3 separate regions of the Mus musculus genome follow, and regions 1 and 3 are each linked to region 2. A link is a contact called in ENCODE Hi-C or POLR2A ChIA-PET data. All regions are on one chromosome and are shown on one strand. Each heading gives the region's core, a stretch centred on a gene start or an enhancer-like site at or near the end of the contact. The rest is flanking DNA. Distances are from core to core; before and after follow the strand shown. Region 1 has its middle 110 kb from the start of Gm14009. Region 2 holds the start of Bcl2l11 (BCL2-like 11 (apoptosis facilitator)). Region 3 overlaps Morrbid (myeloid RNA regulator of BCL2L11 induced cell death).

Region 1 (2,927 bases), core at 193-2,692, 150 kb after region 2:
TGGCCCCAAAATGCTAGGACTTGATAAATAGCTAACAGTGTACCTAGTTTTTATGGCCACTTCCAACTTGGGAACAGCAGAAGAAATGTGCCCCTTACCAGTTGCACAGGATCCTTGCTTCCTGTTAGCTGGCCCCAGCTATCCCTGCCAACAGCTCCCAGTCAGGGAAGCCCTGGGCTGTGTGTGTTTCCCACCAACAGCTTTCCTGATACACGTTTTCCTGTCTCTGAGTCCTGCCAAACCCAAGGAACAGCAGCCAATTGCCTTTCTGCTGTAGCAAACTTCAAGTGAATATCCTTCACTTTTCTTTTCTTTCTTTCTTTTTTTTTTTTTTTTTGTTTTTTGTTTTTGGTCTTTGTCTTTTGTTTACTTTCACAGTTCTCATACACTCACAGACAAGGTGACTGGGAGCCCTGGGCAGACAACAATGGCCAGTGTGGTTGATTAAAAGTCGCCTTTACTCCATGCATGAGCGCTCCAGAACAGTATTGGAGAAGAACATGACTCCTAAGTGATGGCTCAGCCTCACTCTGCCTCAGAAGAAAGGTAAAAGGCCCAAGGCATGTCTGAAATCATTATGTTTTGACTTAAAAAAAAAAAAAAACTTCATTAGCCTGGGGGACAATGGGACTATTGTCTGGTGATAGACAAAAGAAAGTTCTGGAAACTTGGACAAGAAGCAGCTGAGCCACCTGAATGCCTGGGCACAGATTTTCTACAGGCTGATGCCCAGCAGAAGAAGAGGGCAGAGCCAAAAGCCATCAGTGGGTGGCAGAGGCCAGCTGGGCACCAAGTTGCCAATCCACCCTCTTGCCAGAGAGACACAGACGTTTGTAGCAGGCTAGGTCCCCACCATGGGCCAAATCTGTGATTTGCGGCGATAATTCAGATTCAGCTCTCCTTCGTCCCCGGGCCAACCTTAAACTCAGCTAAGAGATGTGCTTTGAGTCTGGGACACCCTCCTTTCTACTATAAAATCAAAGCAGTGTCACACACAGAAGCTTAAAACCCATTATACCTATATTTTGCCTGGAGACGCTATTAGAAATCAAAGGAATGGAACTCTGATACTTATTAAAACGAGCAATTAGGGTAGTTCTGAATTTGTTCCTGGCTCCCTCTCACGTTAGTTTCTGATATTAAAAAAAAAAAAAAAAAAAAAAAAACTTGAAGGGAAGAATTCGGGTCTCTCTCCAGACAGGACTCCACAAAGTCAGCCTCCTCAGAGCTTGGCAAACACAGGGAGAAGGTGAGGGAGACGCGCCTAGCGAGCCTCCCTCCCAGGCCTGGCGCACACCCAGGGACGAGGAAAAGAGGTGCTAAATTATCTTTGTTCTGCTTTAAGAATGCCTGCCAATTACTTGAACTAAGGTCCCGATTCTGCTCCTGTTAATTAGGCTGACATCGCAGAATTTACTAGAAGAAAAGCAGTCTGGAAATCGGCTCTCTTGTCTTGATGGCTTCTGTGCCGGCACGTGACCAGCAGTTACCATGGTGACTATCAGTCGCTAGTGGATTGTCCACAAGTTGAACTTGCATCTGACAAGTCAAATTTGTCAGTTTGGGGAAAAGTGGAAAAGGTTTAGGTTGTTATGTTATGTTTTGTTTTGTTTTGTTTTGTTTCTGTCTCAGAACCACTGTTCCCTTTTTAGCTAGGCAGGCTTTCTCCATGTCACGGTCCTAAGGTGCTCTTATCCTCTTGGGTGGTCTGTGGCATTTTTGAGACCACCGATAGCCTCCCATCAGAATTTGAGAATAAAATAATACAGGCTGTGATTGAACCATCGACTTAATAATGGGGTGTGCACCACAGACTTCGCCTCTCTGGGCTTTTCCTCTAAAGAAGACTTCATTTCTTTCTTTGTCGTGGACTGTACTCATGATCGTGGGGGTGTGGATAGTCTTCCAGGCTGCACTTTGTACCTTAGCAGGTAATGATGCTCATGGCTAGGTTTATCAGGTTTAAGATAAAAGTTTTAAAAAAAAAGCATTTAATAAAGACTACTCCGTCAAGCCACATGCTGCAGGCAGCTGGAGCTGGGAGTCCCTGAAAGGGACAAGAAGGCCGAGCACCAGCCCTGGTGAAGGCCATCATCATGGCTATGATGACAGAGTGGGGATGGAAGAGCCAGCTGAGCCCCAACACAACAGCTAACCTCTTCTTTGGCTAAGGTCCTAACTAGAGTCAAGGTTATCAGCAAGTGTTTCACCTTAGCAAGATGTCTTTCAGCTGAAGGAGGTCTGAGCCCCCGGCTCGGCTCCGTGTGCAGGCAGGCACAGCTATTCTTAGCACAGATGTCTTTTCTCTTAGAAAGAGTTACTATGAATCTTAAGTGCCCCCAAAGGTAGGTGGGGTGGGACCCCTCTCTCGGACTCAGGTCAGAAGCCTTGACTTGTCCCCACCCTAATGACATAAGCTAGAACTGGCCTGCCTCTCTCCACTGAAATCAGGATGTAAGCTCTGTTGAATTAGTAGCATAAGAACCAGGTTTTAGACTCCAATTTCATGTCTGTCTCAAGAGGACAACTGTATGGGAGCACCGGCTGCCTGCTCAGAGCCTGCCATTGATGCAGCGTCTCCTGCCCTCCCACCAGCCAGCTTAGACACAATTTTTACAAAGGTGGCACTGAGATCCAAAAGCACAAGACAGGTTCCCCTCACATGTGCAGAGTAGCTGAGGTCTGAGCCAGCCTTAGGGCCTAAGAACACACATGTTCGGGAGAGGTACCTGGTGTCCAGTACAACGCCTCTGGCCATCCCCAGACAGTCAGGCATTCTGTGATCATGTGCACATGTCAACACACAGATGCACAAGTATACATATAGCTAAAAATATTTTATAAATGAATAGATATTTTAAAATTCATTGTTGGTTCACCTTACTGATAAAGAATCTGTAGCTATGGGAGGTTAATTCTATTTATGA
Region 2 (2,700 bases), core at 201-2,700:
TCACCCCTGACCTCCAGCAGGAGCAAGGCTTTGCCTTGAACACCCCAGCTTCCCTGGGAACCAATGGCTTCTTTGATCTCACTCAGGATTCACTTGAGAAGCTAGACTTTAGCATGGGGCTGTGCTGTGTCACCGTGACGTTAGATCCGCATACAAACACCAAAATGACCAAGATGGCCCAACATTGATTGGGACGGCAGGTCGCAACACTTGTTCTGCAAGAAAAGGCTACGTCCTACTTACTGCCAGCCTGGATGCAGGTTGGGTAGCCCATTAATAGAGTTTCCTTAATCTCGTGTGGGGAGTGGGACGTTCCATTTCCAGAGCAGCTTTTTTGGGCCGCCGCTATGAGAGAAGGGGCTGGGGGTGGGGATGCACATGGCGCCATTGACTTCCAGACTTCTGTTGGAATCACAAAGGCCTCAGGAAGATCAAGGGATTTTTTTTTCGACCCCCTTATGGTTTTCCCAGCTCGGCCTGAACTCCGCTGCTCCATGGTCGCCAGCATCGGCGGACCGATGGATAGACAGTTCCTGGCGTACACTGTGAGCCCCAAACATTTCGAGGCTCCCAACACCGCTCATGGCACAACCGTCTTTCCTTGGTAGCCCCCCTCCTTTTCCTTGTAGTTATTCTTTTCCAGCTAACTTTCTCATTCCCCTATTTTATATGCTTGTCGTGCCCGCCCATCGCTCCCTGAAGCTTCCCGCTTCTCTTGTCTCTCAACTGTCCTTCTCACCACCACCTCTGCCTCTTAAGTAACTGGGCACTAGGGAAACAAACATATAAACCACAACAACAACAACAGCACACACACACAAACACAACACTAAGGAGAGCCTAAAGGAGGACAGAAGGCAGAAGGCGGCGGCGACGAAGAATCTCGCTTGAGGCGCAGACGAAGAGGGGTGAGCATCTTGCTGATCTGAGTCCCCCGGAGGTCAGGAATTCTAGGAAAGGACAGTCAAAGGCCAGTGCCCATCCTTGCACCAATCTAATCCTCATGGTTTGGGGCTGAGAAGCTGTGCAAAGCAAGGGCGGAGGGACGCCTTCTGAGGCTTCCAACTGGCGCCCGCGGCCGGGCTGGACACAGAGCAGTGTACCCTGAGCGCCCCCTAAGTTCCGCTCTGCGAGGTGGCCGCCACGGGCGGACGGGGAGGGGCGGGTACATTCTGAGTGGAGGATGGGCGAGCATGCAGCTGCCCGCAGGCCAAGACACTAGGGTAAACACGCCGGGGTGGGCGGCGCACGCAAACTGCAGGACAGCCGGCGGGGCCACCCTCCCCACTACCTGTCGCAGCCTGCACGCGCCAGCGGCCTGGGGGCCGTGGGGGGTGGGGCTTACCTTCCGGCTTGCCGGGGGCCGGACTAAACGGGGGCGGAGCCCGCGGTGATTGGGCGCGGGGGCGGGGGCTCAACTACCGCAGAGTCTCAAGAGCAGGCTGCTTTCACTTCGCTCCCCGCAGGCACTGGGTCACCAGCTGGTTGGAGCTCTGCGGTCCTTGCCATCGTCGCCGTCACCGGATTCCTGCAGCCGCTCTGCGAGCTGTGTTCCACTTGGATTCACACCACCTCCGCTGCTCCCGCCGCCACCGCCTCGGCGCCCTTCCCCTGGCCCTCGTCCACCCAATGTCTGACTCTGATTCTCGGACTGAGAAACGCAAGGTAAACACTCCGCGACTCCCGGGGCGCAGGCTGGGGATGGATAGAAGACAGGCGCCGCAGCGGCTTCATCTGTCTCTGGTGTCGCACGTGCGGGTGGAGGCACTGGTTTGTCCCGCGTGGCTGCAGGAGGCGAACGCTGGGAGTCGGGTCGAGGTCGCTGCGTGCCAAGGCACTTTTGGGGAAGGGTTGTCGGCACTGAAGCTGCGGGCACTTAGCCGAAGACTGGGTTGGGACGCAATGCCGCACGAGGGGCCGCTGAGGCATCTCTCGCGGGCAAGGAGGGCGCGTGGTCTCGGCTTGGAGCCGAGGTCCCGCTTCGTGGTGCCGGTAGTGCGTCCAGCCGGGAAGCGTCGCGGCGACCCAGACGGCCCGGGAGAAGTAGCCGCGCGGTAGCGGCGGGCGGGTAGACTTAACTCTTCGCTGACGCGGGTTCATTGCGGAGGTTTGAGTATTAAAATCACACGCGCCCAGACTTTGCTTGTACCCATTCAAGTCAGTTTGGCCATAGTGGTCAATTTCCTTTCCGGATGTCCCTGGCGGCCCGGTTCCTTTTGCGACCGTCCTGTGGATATTGAGGAACACCGTATCTACAGGAGACAAGAAACCCCGTAACCCCCCTAGGACCACTTAGGCTACGCGTATTCCAAGCCCCAGCTAGCCGACTACTCCTAGCCCGATTGCACCGGGACCCAGTCGCATAGGCTGGCGGACCCCTGAGCTCGCAAGCCTATTGCCCACGGGGCAGGCACTGCTTGAGGAAGGCTAACTGAACAGTGGGGGCAGAGGTCTGGATGTGCATGCCCGAGACCCGAGATGGTCGTTCATATTTGGTTCGTGTCGGTAGCACTCGGTAGCACATGGGGACACAGCAGGTGAAGTTGCTGAGAAGTTCTTCAGGGGACTGCGGAGGCATTAGGGACTTGGCTCGGAATGGCCTGGAGTGCGATCGTGGCCTCGCGGATCTCCGAGGGGTGCGTGTCTCGCTTTGTCTCTAATGTCCCGCTGCCCTGGCGGCGGGAATTCCCGCAAAGCGCG
Region 3 (2,989 bases), core at 22-2,521, 210 kb after region 2:
GTCCAAGAAGGAAGTAGCTGCCTGAGTCTTGAGAGTCCATAAGAACCAGTTTTACACCTGGAGCTGAGAATATACTCCAGGGTGCTCAGTGAGGCTGGCCTCTTGTAATGAAGGACTTGGGTCTTGGGATGCAGATTGTCAATCCCACTGCATGGGAAGGAGGCAACTGCTTTTGTCCTGAGTGGGCTGGGCTGGTGCAGGGGCAGCCGTAGAGTTAACCACAGGCTAGAGGAAAGCTTCCACTTCTTCCAAGGAAGAGAGCAGCTTCAGACTTGCACAATGCTGAGGCCAGACTGGGCCAGTGTACGGCAGTGAGCCACAACTGGGATCCTGGGAAGATCCTGGAGTGATAATCCAGAACATAGAGTGAGTTCAGGCCTCAGAACACAAATTATAAAGCAGCTGGGTCAAATGACAATTGCTTATAACCTCAGTACTGGGGAGGGAGAGATGGGTGGGTCCCAGGGGCTCATTGGCCAACCAACCTAGCCCACTTGTCCAATGAGAGCACTTGGCTCAAAAACAAAACAGAAAACAAAAACAAGCCAAACAAACCACGGTGAGTGCCTAAGGACGGATGCCGGAGGCTGTTCTCTGGCTTCCATGTACACACAGACACAGACACCTACACATGTACAGACACACACATGTGATGCCTTCACAATCACTGCTGGGTCCCCTCTGCTGGACAGCTGACGAGGGATGTAGCTGGTACCTTTCCAAAAGTCCAGGCTTGACTGCATCATATTCTAGTTCATATGTATCCCTGATTGTGCCTCGAGGTACCAGTCCGGTGGACCACTCCCTTGTTACCATTCCCATATCTTCCTCATTGTGTCAAGGTCAGTGGATAAGCCATGTAGGCCCCTGGCCCACAACAGGTACCTAGGCAGCATAGGTTTGGGTTACTCTTTCTGGGCAAACATGGCCAACTCCACTGAGGGACAGTTATGCACTGAACGTCCAGGACCTTGAAAAATACCATGGTGGTTACAAAAAGAAAATGACAGAGGGCCACCACAGGGACATCCACGGTAGCCCTGAGGTGAAGCAGGTGAGCCACATTGGAACACTGACCCTTCTTCAACCAACTTGACAGCAGGTAGCAGGGGCCCCAGAAGGAGTCAAGTGTGGGTCCTCATGGAGTGATGTTTAGGGAAGCTGGCTCTTGCCTAGGCGCTTTCCCCACTGGCTGGAAGGGCTTCTTGAAGGAGAAGAGATGCCAAGGCTGGGTAAAAATGAACAGCAGGCTCATGGGGCAGGGTTCACTGTGCCCTACTTGGACTGGGGCACATGACTAGTTTTCTCTGAGCCAGCACATTTTCCATTCTAAAAATAGCTCGCAATGACCCAAGACATCTTCCCCTCCCGATAGGGCCCGTGGTTCTGTGGTGGTGTTGTTATTATTGTTTTCCCAGAATGTTTGTGATTTCTGGAAGCAGTGAGCATTGAAACCATTATGCTGTCAGTGCGTTATCTGACTGTCCCCCAGATACAACACCTTGAGGACCAATATTCGGCCCTTCGTGGAGGGAAGAGACAGCCCTGGGAGGTAAGGGGAGCCCTCCCCTTACCAACCCTCTTTAGTCAGCCTGTCTTCTCCCTCCATCATGAAAAGCAGGGGGTGCTGCTTAAGTAGAAAGGAGGAGCAGACAGCACCCCCATCCCCACCTCCATGTTAACAGCAGGGCACACCCATGAACCCCAAGGCTGTTGGCCTCTGCCAAAGCCTGACCTAGCCACAGCTGGAGGAGCTTTTAATTGAACATTGGATTTCTGTCTGCCCTGGCAACCTTCCCACATCGATGTTGGGATATTTCTGGGACGTTTAGGACACAAGCCTTTTAAAGAGGAGGTACCCAACACTAGTCAGGTGACTCCTAGGAGCCGAGTCTTTCAACTGCGGGTTTCCAAGCATGGGGCTATTTTTACATATCTGAGTGAAGGCCTATTAATTGCTGCACAAGCACTTCTAGGGAAGTTCATGTTTCCTGGAGGCCAACTGTTAACTCAAGCAATGCCAAGGCTTCTCAACGGGGCGCTGGGAGTGGGGGTTGGGAAACTTTGTGGTTTGCTAAGGAGAGACTGAAAAAAAAAAAAAAACCCACTCACTTTCCCTAAAGGGTTAATGGCTGCAGACAAGACAGCCATATTAAGTTATACCCGGCCAAGGGTGAGCAGTGGGTGAGCAACGCAGGCAAGCAAAAGAAAAAAAAAATGTAGAAAGGGGAAGATAGGAAAAAAAAAACCGCAAGCATATACACCCTCTCCCACATCTCCCAGCCCACCCCCACCCTCCGGCAGAACATTATATGTACAGGCCACAGATTGGAGTGAAGTTAAATTTGGCTCACAGGAATACAGGAAAGAAAGAAAACAGATCAAGTTACACAGAATCCTATTCAGATTTGGGCTTGGGCCTCAGCACACAATGCCTAGCTAAAGAGAACAAGGCCACGGTGTGTTGTGGAAAGCTCCACGCCCACGAGCTCTCCTTTCCCTGTAGTCATCTGCTGGCCCAGCCCTGGGCTGCAGGCTAATTCCCTGCTCTGCAGGTGGAGACGGGATAAAACAAACCAAAATGGTGTAATGGACTGCAGGAAACCCTTCTTTCAGAACTTGATCAGCCTCCAGAAAGGAAACACGCATGGACTTTTCTCCCGACAGCAATCTGTTTTCTTAGGGTGCAGCGAGCAAGAGGCCTGGTGGCCAGGGTAAATAAAACAGCCAGTGGCAGGACTTTTGGCAGGCTGGGTTGCACAGGAAATTTGAAAAGACCGCTTCCTACACTCTGATTCCAATCAAAAGTGAGCTGTCAATCTTGCAGGACGGAGGCACTTGAAAAGCACAAGCCAGGAAAGAGACGCTGCGGGGTGGAAACCCGAGTGGCAGGTGTGTGCCTGGAACCCTCTCCGGCTCCCTCGGGCTGGGTCACCTGGCTCGAACCCAGTCCCAGAAGCCGGATTCTCCAAGTCTTCCAACTGGAGCC

Evidence for each region. Hi-C counts contacts between places; a loop is a spot of excess contacts on that map. ChIA-PET counts read pairs that join two places held with the same protein, here RNA polymerase II (POLR2A).
Region 1: a map of heart shows a loop between it and region 2 (2.5-fold over the local background). The contact joins the enhancer-like site here to the promoter of Bcl2l11 in region 2. A Hi-C loop is called at or near these places in 1 of 37 maps with a recorded cell type or tissue (heart). POLR2A ChIA-PET finds 5 or more read pairs at or near these places in 3 of 5 experiments (Patski and embryonic stem cell).
Region 3: a loop to region 2 is called in a map of heart, with 3 times the contacts of the local background. The contact joins the enhancer-like site here to the promoter of Bcl2l11 in region 2. A Hi-C loop is called at or near these places in 1 of 37 maps with a recorded cell type or tissue (heart). POLR2A ChIA-PET finds 5 or more read pairs at or near these places in 3 of 5 experiments (Patski and embryonic stem cell).

Annotation. Positions count from the first base shown.
Region 1 is chr2:128,277,434-128,280,360 of GRCm38, forward strand. No RefSeq gene overlaps it. Among named protein-coding and RNA genes, the nearest start is that of Gm14009, 110 kb to the left of the region's middle. Within about 2 kb of position 1,443, at least 1 of the 3 ENCODE cell types and tissues checked has a DNase peak (open chromatin) inside an H3K27ac peak, as active enhancers do; it is heart, where a contact is called at or near this core.
Region 2 is chr2:128,124,588-128,127,287 of GRCm38, forward strand. Bcl2l11 (BCL2-like 11 (apoptosis facilitator)) reads left to right here and starts at 1,451. Exons shown (of 4, transcript NM_207680.2): 1 at 1,451-1,665. It also overlaps a transcript of Acoxl not described here.
Region 3 is chr2:128,337,405-128,340,393 of GRCm38, forward strand. The region is part of intron 1 of Morrbid (myeloid RNA regulator of BCL2L11 induced cell death); the gene reads right to left. Among named protein-coding and RNA genes, the nearest start is that of Gm14010, 84 kb to the right of the region's middle. Within about 2 kb of position 1,272, at least 1 of the 3 ENCODE cell types and tissues checked has a DNase peak (open chromatin) inside an H3K27ac peak, as active enhancers do; it is heart, where a contact is called at or near this core.